Regions from separate parts of the Homo sapiens genome. Here region 2 is linked to region 1. Evidence: chromatin contacts called from ENCODE Hi-C or POLR2A ChIA-PET data. All regions are on one chromosome and are shown on one strand. Each heading gives the region's core, a stretch centred on a gene start or an enhancer-like site at or near the end of the contact. The rest is flanking DNA. Distances are from core to core; before and after follow the strand shown.

Region 1 (7,690 bases), core at 3,536-6,035:
ATACAATTTGTCCACTTTTTTCTTTTGTGGCATGGCCTGGCTCTGTCCCTTAGGCTGGAGTGTAGTGGTGCAATCTCAGCTCACTGCAACCTCTGCCTCCCGGGCTCAAGTCATCCTCTCATTTCAGCCTCCTGAGTAGCTGGGACTGCAGGCGTGCATCACCATGCACAGCCAATTTTTGTATTTTTTGTAGAGACAGGGTTTCACCAGGTTGCCCAGGCTGGTTTCGAACTCCTGAGCTCACGCAATCTGCCTTTCTCGACCTCCCAAAGTGCTGGCATTACAGGTGTGAGCCACTGCACCCAACCCAGCTGTACACTTTAAATGTATGAGTTGTATGGTATGTGAATGATAGCTTAATAAAGCTGTTACCAAAAACCTAATCACAACAAAACCCTTACTGATCGCTTTGAGACAGTATTTATTTAGATTCATAATACACATCAACGGGAGGTGTCACTGTGTGAATTCTCAGGGTGATTCAGAGTTATAGAGTCACTTTTGTGAAAACTCCAACTTGGGTCAAGCAGCTTCAGGCCAACACAGGACCAGCTGAAGAGGCTTATTCCAAGGGTGCATGTTCAAAGTCTGGATACCACATGGAACCAGGCTGTGGGGTGATGGAAACTGAGCAGGAATGAAAGGGAACAGGCAGGCCGGACGGGGTGGCTCACGCCTGTAATCCCAGCACTTTGGGAGGCTGGGACAGGTGGATCACTTGAGATCAGGAGTTTGAGACCAGCCTGGTCAACAGGATGAAACCCCATCTCTACTAAAAATACAAAAATTAGTTGGGTGCAGTTGCACACGCCTGTAGTCCCAGCTACTGGGGAGGCTGAGTCAGGAGAATCGCTTGAATCCAGGAGATGGAGGCTGCAGTGAGCCGAGATCTCACCACTGCATCCAGCCTGGGCGACACAGCAAGACTCCATCTTAAAAAAAAAAAAAAAAAAAAAAAAGAGGCCATGCACAAAGGAGAGCTAGTCACACTTGTTTCAGCCTTTAATTGTCATCTCTTTCCCCTCTAAGATACTAAAGCAAGATTGGAACCTGGGACAGTTTTGCAAGCGACAGAATTTTAACCTGGTCTGTGGGGCTGTTGTCCTGCCTTGGAGGGAGGCCAGTTTCTGATGCCAGATTGAATGTAGATGCGATTGCAGCTGCAGTTAGGAAACAGTAGTAAAGCACCCAAGGAAATCAGTTTATTTTCTCTTTTTTTTTTTTGAGATGGAGTTTCGCTCTGTTGCCGAGGCTGGAGTGCAATGGCGTGATCTCGGCTCACCACAACCTCTGCCTCCCGGGTTCAAGTGATTCTCCTGCCTCAGCCTCCTGAGTAGCTGGGATTACAGGCACCCCCCATCATGCTAATTTTTGTATTTTTAGTAAAGATGGGGTTTCACCATGTTAGCCAGGCAGGTCTCGACCTCCTGATCTCTGGTGATCCACCCGCGGCCTCCCAAAGTGCTGGGATTACAGGTGTGAGCCACTGCACCTGGCAGAAACCAGTTTCAGAAGTGAATCGAGAGGGACTGTCACATGCATCAGAGGAGCCCGTTCCAGGGGGACACCGTTAGTCCAGGTGGGTTTTCAGAGCAATTACAGAGAATTTGCTCTCCTTCAAGGTCCAGCATGCAGACCTGCAGGACTTACAGCCTCACGGACAAGCTCTCAGTGTCAGTGGCCACCGTGGACACGTGCTGCCCTTCTTGACCTTGCTGTCCCCGTGTGCCTCCCATGGGTGTGGAAGGAAATGGGTTTAGCTTCTCTTTCACTAGGAACTCACCTGGGCATTAGGCACTATAGTGGGTTGAACGGTGGCGCCCCAAATATATGTCCATCCAGAACCTGCGATTGTGACCGTATTTGAAAAAAGCGTCTGTGCAGATGTGATTAAGAACGTCTAGATGAGGCCGGGCGGGGTGGCTCACGCCTGTAATCACAGAACTCTGGGAGGCCGAGGTGGGCGGATCACCTGAGGTCAGGAGTTCGAGATTAGCCTGGCCAACATGGCGAAACCCCGTCCCTACTAAAAATACAAAAAATTAGCCAGGCGTGGTGGTGTGTGCCTGTAATCTCAGCTACATGGGAGGCTGATGCAGAAGAATTGCTTGAACTCGGGAGGCGGAGGTTGCAGTGAGCCGAGATCACACTATTGCACTCCAGCCTGGGTGACAGAGTGAAACCCTGTCTCAAAGGAAAAAGCAAAAAGAAAAAGAACCTCTAGTTGAGATCATTCTGGATGCCTGGTTGGACCCTAATTCCAATGACTGGTGTCCTTATAAAAAACAGAAGGGGAGACACAGATGCAGAGGAGACGGCCCTGGGAAGACAGAGGCAGAGGTTGGGTGACGCAGCCACAGGTGAAGTCACACCTGGAGCCTCCCAAAGCTGGAAGAAGCAGGGAAGGGTGCTGCCCCAGAGCCTTCGGAGACAGTGTGGCCCTGCCAACACCTTGATTTGAACTTCTGGCCTCTGAAACTGTGAGAGACTCAATTTCTGTTGTGTTAAGCCACCCAGTTTATGGCCATTTGTTACAGTAGCCACAGGAAATTAATACAGTTCTTCTGGGTCTCAGCACCTCATCAATAATGTATTGTCAAATAAAGCAGCGTTTACCACAGGCTGGGGACTATGTAGGTTAAGCCTTTTATCTATTTACACTGTCTAATCCTTGGAATAATCTGTAAGGTAGGTGCTGCTATATTCCGGTTTTGCCAGTGCAGGAGAGCGGCTCAGACTGGGTGAGTGTCCTGGCCGCAGAGGTGGCTGGTGGGGCCCTGCTGTGTGAGCAGGTGGGGCCTGCTGTGGCTCCCTCCTGGGCTCTTGCTCTTGGCCACCTGATACAGGAGCACAGAGAATGTAACATGTATAGCCACCGGCCAGGCCCTGTCCCTGAGATCTTCAATTCTGTGCACTGACTCGCACTCCAGGGGGGCCTGAGAGGCTGCGGGAGGATTAAAGGGTTACGTTCAAGCCTTCAGTGGCAAGGCCTGGAAATGATGCTGAAAGACTCTCGTGGCCCTGCCTGGAAAGACCTTTTTTTTTTTTTTTTTTTTTTTTTTTTTTAATTGAGATGGAGTCTCACTCTGTTGCCCAGGCTGGAATGCAGTGCTGCCATCTCGGCTCACTGCAACCTCCACCTCCCAGTTCAAGAGATTCTTCTGCCTCAGCCTCCTGAGTAGCTGGGATTGCAGGCATGTGCCACCACACCTGGCTAATTTTTGTATTTTTAATAGAGATGGCGTTTCACCTTGTTGGCCAAGCTGGTCTCGCACTCCTGACCTCAGGCGATCTGCCCACGTTGGTCTCCCAAAGTGCTGGGATTATAGGCGTGAGCCCCGGGCCCAGCCTGGAAGGACTTCTCTTGCAGCTCCTCTTCCTGCCCCCGCAGATCCCTACAGTAAGTACCCTGGATGGGAGAGAGATGCTTGGTGGCGATTGAGAGGTCAGCACTGGAAGTCATCCTGGAGACCCGGCCCCTCCTGGTACAGGTGTGGCATTGAGTGTGAATGGAAAGAAAATGTTGGCCCATGGCTTGATATGGGGGCATGGAAACAGGAGCGATGGTGGATGTTGAAGGCTTGGCAGTGCACAAACAGGGCTGCTTCGGAAGGGACCATGCGACAAACAGGGCCCGGGGTGTGGTGGGCTCACTGAGACCCCTGTGATGGGGAGGACCCAGCCTGGCCCTGCCCACAGCCACAGCCTCTAAGGACGGTGGTGCTTCTCCCCCCAGGCTGTCCACTTGCACCCCTCATGCCTCACCCTGGAACCCCAGAAGAAAGCAGCAGTGGTTGTTTAAATAATAAAAAATTTGGCCAGGTGCAGTGGCTCATGCCTGTAATCCCGGCACTTTGGGAGCCCGAGGTGGGTCGATCATTTGAGTGAATGAAAAAATCTCAAGAGTGAATTTTAGGTCAGGAGTTTGAGACCAGCCTGGACAACATAGTGAAACCCCATCTCTTCTAAAAATACACACAAAAAATTAGCTGGTTGTGGTGGTGCACACCTGTAATCCCAGCTACTAGGGAGGCTGAGGCAGAAGAATCGCTCAAACATGGGAGACATAGGTTGCAGTGAGTGGAGATTGCACCACTGCACTCCAGCCTGGGGGACAGAGTGAGACTTTGTCTTAAAAATAAAAAAATAGGCTGGGTGCGGTGGCTCACACCTGTAATTCCAGCACTTTGGAAGCCCGAGGCAGGTGGATCACCTGAGATCGGGAGTTCGAGACCAGCCTGACCAACATGGAGAAACCCTGGCTCTACTAAAAATGCAAAATTAGCCAGGTGTGGTGGTTCATGCCTGTAATCCCAGCTACTTGGGAGGCTGAGGCAGGAGAATTGCTTGAATCTGGGAGGTGGAGGTTGCGGTGAGCTAAGATTGTGCCACTGCACTCCAGCCTGGGCAACAAGAGTGGAACTCCATCTCAAAAAAATAAATAAAAAATAATAAAATTAAAAAAATACATAAAATAAAAACATTAATAATAAATAGGTGTGGGTCCTGGGGTGCAGGGCTCTGAGGAATGCTCATTCAAGGCAAGTGATCTTTAGCCCCGTGACCTTTCCAATGCCAGCTGGGGAGCTCATCCGCCTGTCCGGCCAGAACAAATGAAAAACAGGCACCCGGGAGTCACCTGAGCCACCACCCTGTGTTCCCTCCTCTTCTTGGAGTGAAATAACAGCCCGGCTGATGCCATGAGGTGAAACTAGGGCCCAGGAGCCGCCGGCCCCTCATGGGACAGACTGTACGGCCCAGGCTCCTCCGGGCCTGGCCAGCGTGGTTATTTATAAGCCCTGGCTGCCTCCAGTGTGCCTGGATCAGACTGGCTTGTTTGGGTCACCGGTGCCAAGTTTTTTCTTTCTTTTTCTTTTTTTCCAATAAGAATCTACGTCTGAGCATGGACGGAATCCCAGAATCAAATCACTGGATCAATACTTGGTCACCAAACACATTCGAGACCTCAAAAGCTCAAAGGTGAGGTTTTTCTTCCACCTTTCCTCTGGACAAATGCCTTGACCGTGGGAAGGAAACAGTGGAGCTCTGGGTTGGAGGGGGCGGTGCTCCCAAGAGCATCTCCCTAAAATTTGCCCCGATGGTGTCCTTTCTCAGAGATGGACATATCGAAACTTTTCTTTCTTTCTTTCTTCCTTCCCTCCCTCCTTCCTTCCTTCCTTCCTTCCTTCCTTCCTTCCTTCCTTCCTTCCTTCCTTCCCTCCCTCCCTCCCTCCCTCCCTTCTTTCTTTCTTTCTTTCTTCTTTCTCTCTTTTTTCTTCTTTTTCTTCTTTCTTTCCTTTTCTTCTTCTTTTTTTTTTTTTTTATGAGACAGGGTCTCACTTTGTCACCCAGGCTGGAGTGCAGTGGCACGATCATAGCTCACTGCAATATCCATCTCCCAGGGTAAAGCGACCCACTTGCCTCAGCCCCGAAGTAGGTGGGACTACAGGCATGTGCCACCATGCCTGGCTAATTTTTGTTTTTGTTGGTAGACATGGGGGTTTCACCATGTTGCCAAGGCTGGTCTTGAACTCCTGAACTCAAATGATCCTCCTGCCTCAGTCTCCCACAGTGCTGGTATTACAGGCATGAGCCACTGTGCCCAGCGGGAGTTTCATTTTTATTTGCAAAGTAGACTGAAGTCCCTGGAGAAAAGGCTTCAAAAACATATTTTATAGGACTTAGGGCTGTGCTGTGCTTTTCACAGGCCCTGGGTACTTTTTCTTTTGTGAGTACCTTCTCCATTAAAATTTTTTTAAAATTATATTTTATAGCCACATACGATTTTACAGATAAAATCCAAACTGGAGTCGTTATGATATGTATTTATGATTATATTCATATATATTTATTATATATTTATATATTTATTCATATATATTTATTATTATATTCATATTTTCCTCCTGATTTTATTTTTTATTTATTTTTATTTTTTTTGAGAGGGTGTCTCCCCCTGTCACCCAGGCTGGAGTGCAGTGGCGCCATCTCGGCTCACTGCAACCTCCACCTCCCGGGTTCAAGTGATTCTCCTGCGTCAGCCTCCCGAGTAGCTGGGATTACAGGTGTGTGCCACCATGCCCGGATAATTTTGTATTTTTAGTAGAGACCCACACCTGTTTACTATTAATTATTTTATTTTATTTTTGTGTTTTTAAATTTTATTTATTTATTTATTTTTTTGAGACGGAGTTCCACTCTTGTTGCCCAAGCTAGAGTGCAATGGCGCAATCTCGGCTCACTGCAACCTCTGCCTCCCGGATTCAAGCAATTCTCCTGCCTCAGCCTCCCAAGTAGCTGGGATTACAGGCATGCACCACCATGCCTGGCTAAAGAGAGGGGGTTTTGCTGTGTTGGCCAGGCTGGTCTCAAACTCCTGACCTCAAGTGATCTGCCCATCTCAGCCTCCCAAAATGCTGGGATTACAGGAGTGAGCTACTGTGCCTGGACATTTCCTCCTGATTTTATAAAGGAGTTGAAACATTTTCTCTGGGTCTAAATGTATCAGAGCCCCTGGGCCCAAATGCTGAGTCAGTCCTGGGGGTGCTGGTGTCACCCTCCCTTTGCTGTTTTATTTTTTAATCGTTTCTGCTATCAAGGTTTACCATGCTAAGTGATTTACATGCAAAATCGTGTCTCTTCCTTACAACAGGCTGTAGGGTAGGTACCCTTGCTACCTACTCTACCTACAGACAAAGACGCTGAGAAATCAGATAACTTGTCCAAGGTCATGGACAGCTGGGACTAGACCCATGGCTTGTCACACTCTACCAGCCTTATTCTTAACCTCTCTGCCTGATGCCTCTTGACCCACATTCGACTTTGAAAAAGTTTTCGCACTTGGTTCATCGGAAAAAGCCACACACAGCTGCCCGGAGGACTCTGTTAATCAGTAGCTGGTTGCTTCTGGCCCAGTGGGCAACATCAGAGGCAGAAAGTACAGTACAGAGAGAACCGCAGGCCAGCAGTTGCATCTGAACCCACGCTCTTCCTCCCAGCCCTTTCCCTTGTCTTGACTCACAACCTAGTGTCCTCAGTATCGCCCAGCACGTGAGGCAGCCGGTTCACTCCAGCCTTGACCAGGGCCATCGCGGGATCAGAGCCTCCTCTGTGAGAATTAGAAAACAGTATCTCTTCCTCAAGACCCTTGACTGCTAGGAAATTGACACCAAAAACATACAAATCTACAATGTCCAGTATGTAGGTGATGTGAATGGCTGTCTCTTCAGTGTGCAGTGTGTACACCCTGCGCACCTATACAAGGCAGCCCTGTCCAGGCCTCCAGACGTCCCAGTGCCACTGCCTGCTGTCATGGGGTTCTAATCTAAAGGGTGAGATGCCAGTCCCGGGAGAAGGCTAATGATGAAAGGTTCCAGGATAAAGGTTAATATACAAAAGTCAATTACTTTCCTAATGCCAGCAATAAAGTGGAATTTGAAAGTAAAAACATATTACCATTTACATTAGCATCCCTCAGAATTAAGGCCAGGCACAGTGGTTCACACCTGTAATCCCAGAGTTTGGGAAACTGAGGCAGGTGGATCACTTGAGGTCAGGAGTTTGAGACCAGCCTGGCCAACATGGTGAAACACCATCTCTACTAAAAATACAAAAATTAGCTGGGTGTGGTATGTGTGTCTGTAGTCCCAGCTACTTGGGAGGCTGAGGCACAAGAATCACTTGAACCCAG
Region 2 (7,690 bases), core at 2,655-5,154, 36 kb before region 1:
AGTTCGAGACCAGCCTGTCCAACATGGTGAAACCCCGTCTCCACTAAAAATACAAAAATTAGCCGGGCGTGGTGGCGTGAGCCTTTAATCCCAGCTACTCAGGAGGCTGAGGCAAGAGAATCACTTGAACCCAGGAGGTAGAGGTTGCAGTGAGCTGAGATCGCACCACTGCACTCCAGCCTGGGCAACAAGACTGAAACTCCGTATCAAAAATAAATAAATAAATAAATAAATAAAAATACTTTTTCACGCAGGGCGTGGTGGCTCACACCTGTATAATCCTAGCACTTTGGGAGGCCAAGGCAGGTGGATCACTTGAGGTCAGGAGTTCGAGACCAGCCTAGCCAACGTGGCAAAACCCCATCTCTACTAAAAATACAAAAATTAGCCGGGCATGGTGGCACATGCCTGTAATCCCAGCTACCGGGGAGGCTGAGGCACGCGAATCAAATTGCTTCAACCCGGGAGGCGGAGGTTGCAGTGAGCAGAGATTGCACCACTGCACTCCAGCCTGGGCGACAGAGTGAGGCTCCGTCTCAAAAAATAAAAATAAAAATAAAGAAATGCTTGTTCAGTATCACAGTATCATTAATTAGCAACAGTATTAAACTTGTTTGATGTTATAGTTTCCAATGGCTATGCAATAAACAAGAGAAATGTGACAGATTTTTAGTGGGGACTCTGACTTCTTTTCAAAGGAAGTGCACTTCGTTTTCTGGAAAGACGCCAGCTTAACAACAGCAGCAACTAGTTACTTGGAGCAAGGCAGCACATATTCCACCGGACTAGGTGGGACCTCTGGGTGGCCTCATTTTAACCATACAATACAGCCATTTTACACTCAGCTCCTTTCATGTTCTTCCCTAACAGAAAGTAAAATATTTTAGGCTAGTGAGAGTGGATCAAAATCCAATTAGTTACTCTGAAAACATACTTTTGGAAGCTGTCTTTTCTTTCTTGAGTCTCCAATTGCTGCCAAGACAGGAACGGAAACTTGTTAAATACAATGGCTTCAGGCGCCACCCTAATGAACTACCTACATCTTAATCAAGCAGGAGAGCTGTGCTGGCCACTGCAGATGTACTCCATCACAAGGTATAAGGCTGGTGCCCTAGGAGGAGAATCTGGCAGCCAGAGGGCACAGGGAAGGGTACAGAGGGAGATTCAACAAGACAGGGCCATCCATCTCACAGTGAGCCTCAACAGAGGCTGCTCCAGCATGCAACTCTCCTGGTTTGGAATACAAAGAAAAATTGTAAAAGACCACCTCACTGGCCGGGCGCAGTGGCTCATGCCTGCAATCCCAGCACTTTGGGAGGCCGAGGTGGGCAGAGGGGGTCAGGAGATCGAGACCATCCTGGCTAACACGGTTAAACCCCGTCTCTACTAAAAATATACAAAATTAGCCGGGCGTGGTGGCGGGCACCTGTAGTCCCAGCTATTCGGGAGGCTGAGGCGGGAGAATGGCGTGAACCCAGGAGGCGGAGCTTGCAGTGAGCCGAGATGGCGCCACTGCACTCCAGCCTGGGAGACAGAGCAAGACTCCGTCTGAAAAAAAACAAAAAGCAAAAACCCACCTCACTAAAAACAGTAAGTCAAAATCACTGAGCAGAAATTCCTTTTTTTTTTTTTTTTAAATGATCCTTCTTGGCTTAAAAAACGTGTGAGACAAAAAAAAAAATGGCCAAGTTGTTTAAAATTCCCAAGAAAGACAAATTTATATAGAGTGGCTTAATTTAAGAATGCTTCCCCCTTGTGTTACTCTGAAAGGAAGTCTCTGCCGGGCATGGTGGCTCACGCCTGTAATCCCAGCAATTTGGGAGGCCAAGGTGGGCCATCACTTGAGGTCAGGAGTGCCAGCCTGGCCAACATGGCAAAACTCCGCCTCTTAGCAAAAACACAAAAAAATTAGCTGGGCGTGGCCGGGCGCAGTGGCTCACACTTGTAATCCCAGCACTTTGGGAGGCCGAGGCGGGCGGATCACGAGGTCAGGAGATCGAGACCATCCTGGCTAACACGGTGAAACCCCGTCTCTACTAAAAATACAAAAAGCTGGGCGTAGTGGCGGGTGCCTGTAGTCCCAGCTACTCGGGAGGCTGAGACAGGAGAATGGCGTGAACCCGGGAGGCGGAGCTTGCAGTGAGCTGAGATGGCGCCAGTGCACTCCAGCCTGGGCTACAGAGCGAAACTCCGTCTCAAAAAAAAAAAAAGAAAAAAAAAATTAGCCAGGCTTGGTGGCGGGGCCTGTAATCCCAGCTACTCGGGAGGCTGAGGCAGGAGAATCGCCTGAATCCGGGAGGCGGAAGTTGCAGTGAGCCCAAAGATCGCACCACTGCACTCCAGCCTGGGCGACAGAGGAAGACTCCCTCTCAAAAAAAAAAAGGAAGTCTCAATGGAGACATGGAGGGAAGGGTTGCAAGGGAATGAATGACAGGGAAGAGATGAATGAGAAACTCTTCCAATCTATGAAGACCCACCGAAGTTTTTGGTTAAAGTAACCTGGTGACTGCCCACAATACAAGTACAAAAAAAGCTCAGGGACGCTTTCATCAGTCATCTTCCAAGATAAGTTTCTCAACCATTGTTTGTTGTAAGGAACATATCCAGGTAGGAATCCAGGCTGCAACTACTCAAGCCAAGATGATCATCCCAGAATAAACTATTTTATGCAAAATATCCTACACTCAAAAATTCCTGTGCCAGGCCGATGAGGTCCTCAAATTAATACTCCAAATATCTGTAAGACTCCGAAAGGACCCCAAGCCACCGGCTGTGATAAAGGAAAAAAGAAAATTACTAATACTCAAAAATATTTTACCTTCTATTCTCGGCGGGAGGTGACAAGGGGAGGTGGCGAGGGGTACCATCTCCCTTCCTAACCGCAGAACTCAACCTCCTAAAAATGCATTGTCTCCGCTGGAAAAAAGGTGCCTGACCATAGACCTAATGCAGCTTTCAAAACAAGGAACACCTTACAATTCTGCGGTCTCTGGCGTTGGAAGCGTCTACCAGCCGGCGAGAAGTGTCTCAACACACCTTCCAGACCTCATATGAGTTCGGGTCCCTGGCTTAGCCACCCCGCGTGTGGCCGCAAGCATCACCGTTCACCAGCACCACCCAGGCCTTGCTGACGTCCAACGTCCGCAGACCTTTTTGCCCGTCCGGATGACCTCCCGCGCTGCCCTGAGGAACCTCGGGCACACCCGAGCATCAGCGATCCTACCACGGGCTCTGAGGCGCTGCGCTTCGGGAGAGGCCCCAGGAGAAGGGGGCGGGGGAGGGGGGGCCGCGCCACAGCGTCCAGGCTGGACCGCCGCCGAGCACCACTCACCGGCCACTGACTCTTCAGAATGGGGAAAAGCTGGGGACGCCGCGGGGAGGACGGGCGGCGGGGCACAGCCGCCCTCGGGGCTGCGGTCAGGACGTAGGGGTGAGGAAGGCCCGACCCCCTCCCTCGGCCCTGCCCACCAGTCCCCGACGCCGGGACTTCCTCCTCCCGAGCGCCGGCGCCGTAGCCCGGGGAAGGCCGGTAACCGCCGCGGGAGGCTGGGGCCGCGCCCGGGGCGAAGGCCGAGGGGACCGCAGGCGGTGGGGCGCGCGCGGCTGGGCCCGGGAACTCACCCGCCGGCGAAGAGGTGAAGCAGCGTGTTCTCCTTCTGCTGGCCGCCCGTCGCCATGGCCGCGCCGGCTCCGCGGCCCGTCGCCGCCCGGTGGCGAGAGCGCGTGGCGGCTCGAGGGATGCGCGAGGTCGCCGGGTCTTGTCTCCCCGCTGCCCTCAGGGGGCTGCCGGCAACGCCTCCATGCGCGCGCGGGCTCCAACGCCCGGCTCTGCTCGGCCCGCGCCTTCCGCGGCGTGGCCGCCGGCGCCTCACCGGCCTCTGCGGCGCGAGCCCGGCGGGGAGCTAGAGCCCGGCGCGCGGCCGTCACGTGGCGGGGGCCGGACCGTGACGTCACGGGCGCGCGAGTCTGGGGCGGGGCGTGACGGGGGTGTGGACCCAAATTTCGAGCGCTCATTGGTTAGGACGCGGATGTGGGCGGGGAGGTTGCGCAGTTCTGGGGCGGAGCCAGCCCCGAGCGAATGACTGGGGAGAGGGGCTGGCCTAGGCCGGAGCGTGGAGGCAGTGGAAACTGGCTGTGACTGACTGGTCCTCGCTCCTCAGAGAAGCCTCGCGAGGCCCTAGGCCTTGCCTTATTTTAAAAGTTTACTTTGTGATATTTACGTGTGCAAAAGGTGTACAAATTACGTGTTACATCTCACACCTCTGTACTCACCACCCCGTTTAGGGAAACAAAAACATAATCTAAAAATCTATAATCTAAACAGCCTTAGATAATCAGTGAGGCCCTCACGGTGGCTCACGCCTGCAATCTCAACACTTTGGGAGGCCGAGGCGGGCGGGCGGATCGCCTGAAGCCAGGAGTTACAGACCAACCTGTCCAAGACGGCGAAACCGTGTCTCTACTAGAAATACAAAAGTTAGCCGGACGAGGCGGCGCACCCCTGTCATCCCAGCTACTTGGGTGGCTGAGGCTGGATAATCGCTTGAGCCCGGGAGGCGGGGGCTGCAGTGAGCCAAGATCTTGCCACTGCACTCCAGCCTGGACGACAAAGCGAGACTCTGTCTCAAATAATTAATAATCATTATCATTATGTGGATTTTTGATCTCCCTATAAGTAGTAGTATATGCTGCGTATATTTTGCAGTATGCTTTTTGCTTCTTTTCTGATCATCTCCAGCCCAGACCTAGATATCCAAACTGCTTCTCTCAGCCTATGTCACTGGGTCATTGTCATACTCAACCTGACATCTTCTAATCTCCAGGTCTCCCCCAGATGGAGACTTTCCTGGCCGCCTTTGCAGCGCAGTCTGTCACACGACTATAGAACCAGGGCTTCTGCAGTTAGTTTGTTGATTTATTTAAGTTGTCCTTCCCATACAGGAATGTAAGCTTCAGGAGAGCAGGGACCTTATTTCTTTTGTTCACAGTTGTTCCTGACACAGTACCTGCCACCTAGTAATGCCCAAGGAGCTAATGAATAAAGGTCCCAAATTGAACTTATCATTCTTCCCCTCCCCCAAACCTGCTCTACCTCTATTTCCTGTCCTGGCAGTGACACCACTGACTGCACAGGCACCAGTGCCAGAAGCTTTCCTGTTACCTTGGACTATGTCTCTCTGTCTGTCTCTCTCTCAGCAGACCACCATTCACCTGCAGAACGTACCAACCCTTTCTCTTCCGTCTCTCAGAGCTCCGGAAAGCTGTACCTTGACCAGAACAAGCAGTTAGATGTCCTGTGTGTAAACATAGAGAGCTTAAGTAGGAGGGAATTGTGTGGAAACGTGGGAGCTAGCCAGCCAATCTGTATTTGATTGCTGGGACTCTTTAAATAAAAACAGCTCTTAGGAGCAGTCCTCCAAAATGCAAATACAGTGGTTACTATTAAAGCCATTGCTCCCAGGCCTAGGAGAAGGGGAAGCCATACTAGGGCATGAGATATCTGAGAAAAAGAAGTAAAGAAAACCCAGCACAGTGGCCCACTCCTGTCATCCCAGCACTTTGGGAGGCTGAGAAGAGTGGATGACTTGAGTCTAGTAGCTCAAGACCAGCCTGGATAACGTGGCAAAACCCTGTCTCTACAAAAGAAAAAAAAAAGTAAAAATAAATAATTTTTTATTTTTATTATATGTTTTTTTTAATTTTTATTTATTTATTTTGAGATGGAGTCTTGCTCTGTCACCCAGGCTGGAGTGCAGTGGCACGATCTCGTCTCACTGCAACCTCTGCCTCCCGGGTTCAAGCAATTCTCCTGCCTCAGCCTCCTGAGTAGCTGGGATTACAGGCATGCACCACCACACTGGGCTAATTTTTGTATTTTTAGTAGAGACAGGGTTTCACCATGTTGGTCAGGCTGGTCTCAAACTCCTGACCTCGTGATCCGCCCACCTCAGCCTCCCAGAGTGCTGGGGTTACAGGCGTGAGTCACCGCACCTGGCCTATTATTTTAAGAGGAGGCCTCATTCTGTCACCCAGGCTGGAGTGCAGTGGCACCATCTTGGCTCACTGCATACTCCACCTCCCAGATTCAAGCGATTGTCCTGCCTCAGCCTCCTGAGTAGCTGGGATTACAGACATATGCCACCATGCTTGGCTAATTTTTGTTGGTTTTTTCTTTTTTTTTTTTTTTGACACGGTGTTTCACTCTTGTTGCCCAGGCTGGAGTGCAATGGTGCGTTCTCGGCTCACTGCGACCCCCACCTCTTGGGTTCAAGCGTTTCTCCTGCCTCAGCCTCCCGAGTAGCTGGGATTACAGGCGCCCGCAACCATGCCTGGTTAATTTTTGTATTTTTAGTAGAGACAGGGTTTCACTATGTTGGCCAGGCTGGGCTCGAACTCCTGACCTCAGGTGATCCGCCCGCCTTGGCCTCCCAAAGTGCTGAGATTACAGGTGTGAGCCACCACGCCTGGCTTGAACCTGCTATTTTCCCTGACTAGGATGGCCCCCTTCCTAGACTTCTAGAGCTCCTCTGACACCAGCTCAGGCATTGGCCATGGCCATGTACTGGGTATACAACAGAGATTCCAATAGATAAAAACCTTTAATGAAACATTGGCAATCAAATCCAGCAATATAGAAAAAGGATAATACATCAGGACGAAATGAGAGATGCCCAGGAATTAGAGATTGGTTTAACATTCAAAAAATCAATCCATATAATTCAGCATATTAAGAGAATAACAGGGACACATGTTCCCAGGACCTCCTGGGGCTGTGTCAACAGCAAAAAAAAAAAAAAAAAAAAAAAAAGGAAAAAAAGAAAAAAAAAACAGTGAAAGAGAAAGAGAGAATAATGGAAAAAAACCTGATGACCATGTAAATTGATGCAGAAAAGCATTTGAAAAAACTGAACACCTATTCATGAAAAAAAGCTCTCAGCAAACAAGGAACAGGAGGGAATTCCTCTATCTGATATAAAGCGTCTACCCCAAACCTATAGCTAACATCACACACAACATTAAATAACTGACCACCTGCCCCTAAGATTGGCAATAAGCAAAGATATTTGCCGTTACCACTTACTCAATGTTGTGCTAGAGGCCCTAGTCAGTGCAGTAAGGCAAGAAAAAAAAATGTGTAAAGATCATAAAGAAGTGAAACTGTCTTCAGTCATAGATGATGTAACTGTTTACTAGAAAATTCTAAGTAATCTATATAACAACTACTAGAACTAATTAGTGAATTTAGCAAGATCACAGGAAATAAGGTCAATATACAAAAAAAAAGGTTTTGCTAGCAGCAATTTTAATATAAAAATTTTAAAAATTATTTTTAGGCCAGGCGCGGTGGCTCACGCCAGTAATCCCAGCACTTTGAGAGGCTGAGGCAGGCAGATCACCTGAGGTCAGGAGTTTGAGACCAGCCTGGCCCATAAGCTGCTACTAAAAATACAAAAATTAACTTCGGCATGGTGGTGGGCGGCTGTAATCCCACCTGCTTGGGAGGCTGAGGCAGGAGAATGGCTTGAACCCAAGAGGTGGGAGTTGTGGTGAGCTGAGAACATGCCATTGCACTCCAGCCTGGGTGACAAGAGTGAAACTCCGTGTCAAAAAAGAAAAAAATTATTTTTACAGGCTGGGTGTGGTGGCTCACCTCTGTAATCTCATCACTTTGGGAGGCCACGGTGGGAGG

What was found. A loop is a pair of places that touch in the nucleus more often than their neighbours do. ChIA-PET counts read pairs that join two places held with the same protein, here RNA polymerase II (POLR2A). Pooled maps may share reads with other maps.
Region 2: a map of gastrocnemius medialis shows a loop between it and region 1 (5-fold over the local background). The contact joins the promoter of SLC25A33 here to the enhancer-like site in region 1. A Hi-C loop is called at or near these places in 9 of 168 maps with a recorded cell type or tissue (B cell, HepG2, K562 and 6 more), 7 of 37 single-sample maps with no recorded cell type and 19 of 50 pooled maps. POLR2A ChIA-PET finds 5 or more read pairs at or near these places in 15 of 52 experiments (A549, BJ, HEK293T and 9 more).

The regions. Positions count from the first base shown.
Region 1 is chr1:9,500,511-9,508,200 of GRCh38, reverse strand. No RefSeq gene overlaps it. Among named protein-coding and RNA genes, the nearest start is that of SLC25A33, 35 kb to the left of the region's middle. Within about 2 kb of position 4,785, at least 6 of the 41 ENCODE cell types and tissues checked have a DNase peak (open chromatin) inside an H3K27ac peak, as active enhancers do; they include gastrocnemius medialis and right lobe of liver, where a contact is called at or near this core.
Region 2 is chr1:9,535,679-9,543,368 of GRCh38, reverse strand. It overlaps SLC25A33 (solute carrier family 25 member 33), which reads right to left and starts at 3,904. Exons shown (of 7, transcript NM_032315.3): 1 at 3,622-3,904. The coding sequence starts at 3,677. RefSeq lists enhancers at 1,524-2,023, 3,049-3,178, 3,845-4,139 and silencers at 3,249-3,608, 3,629-4,148.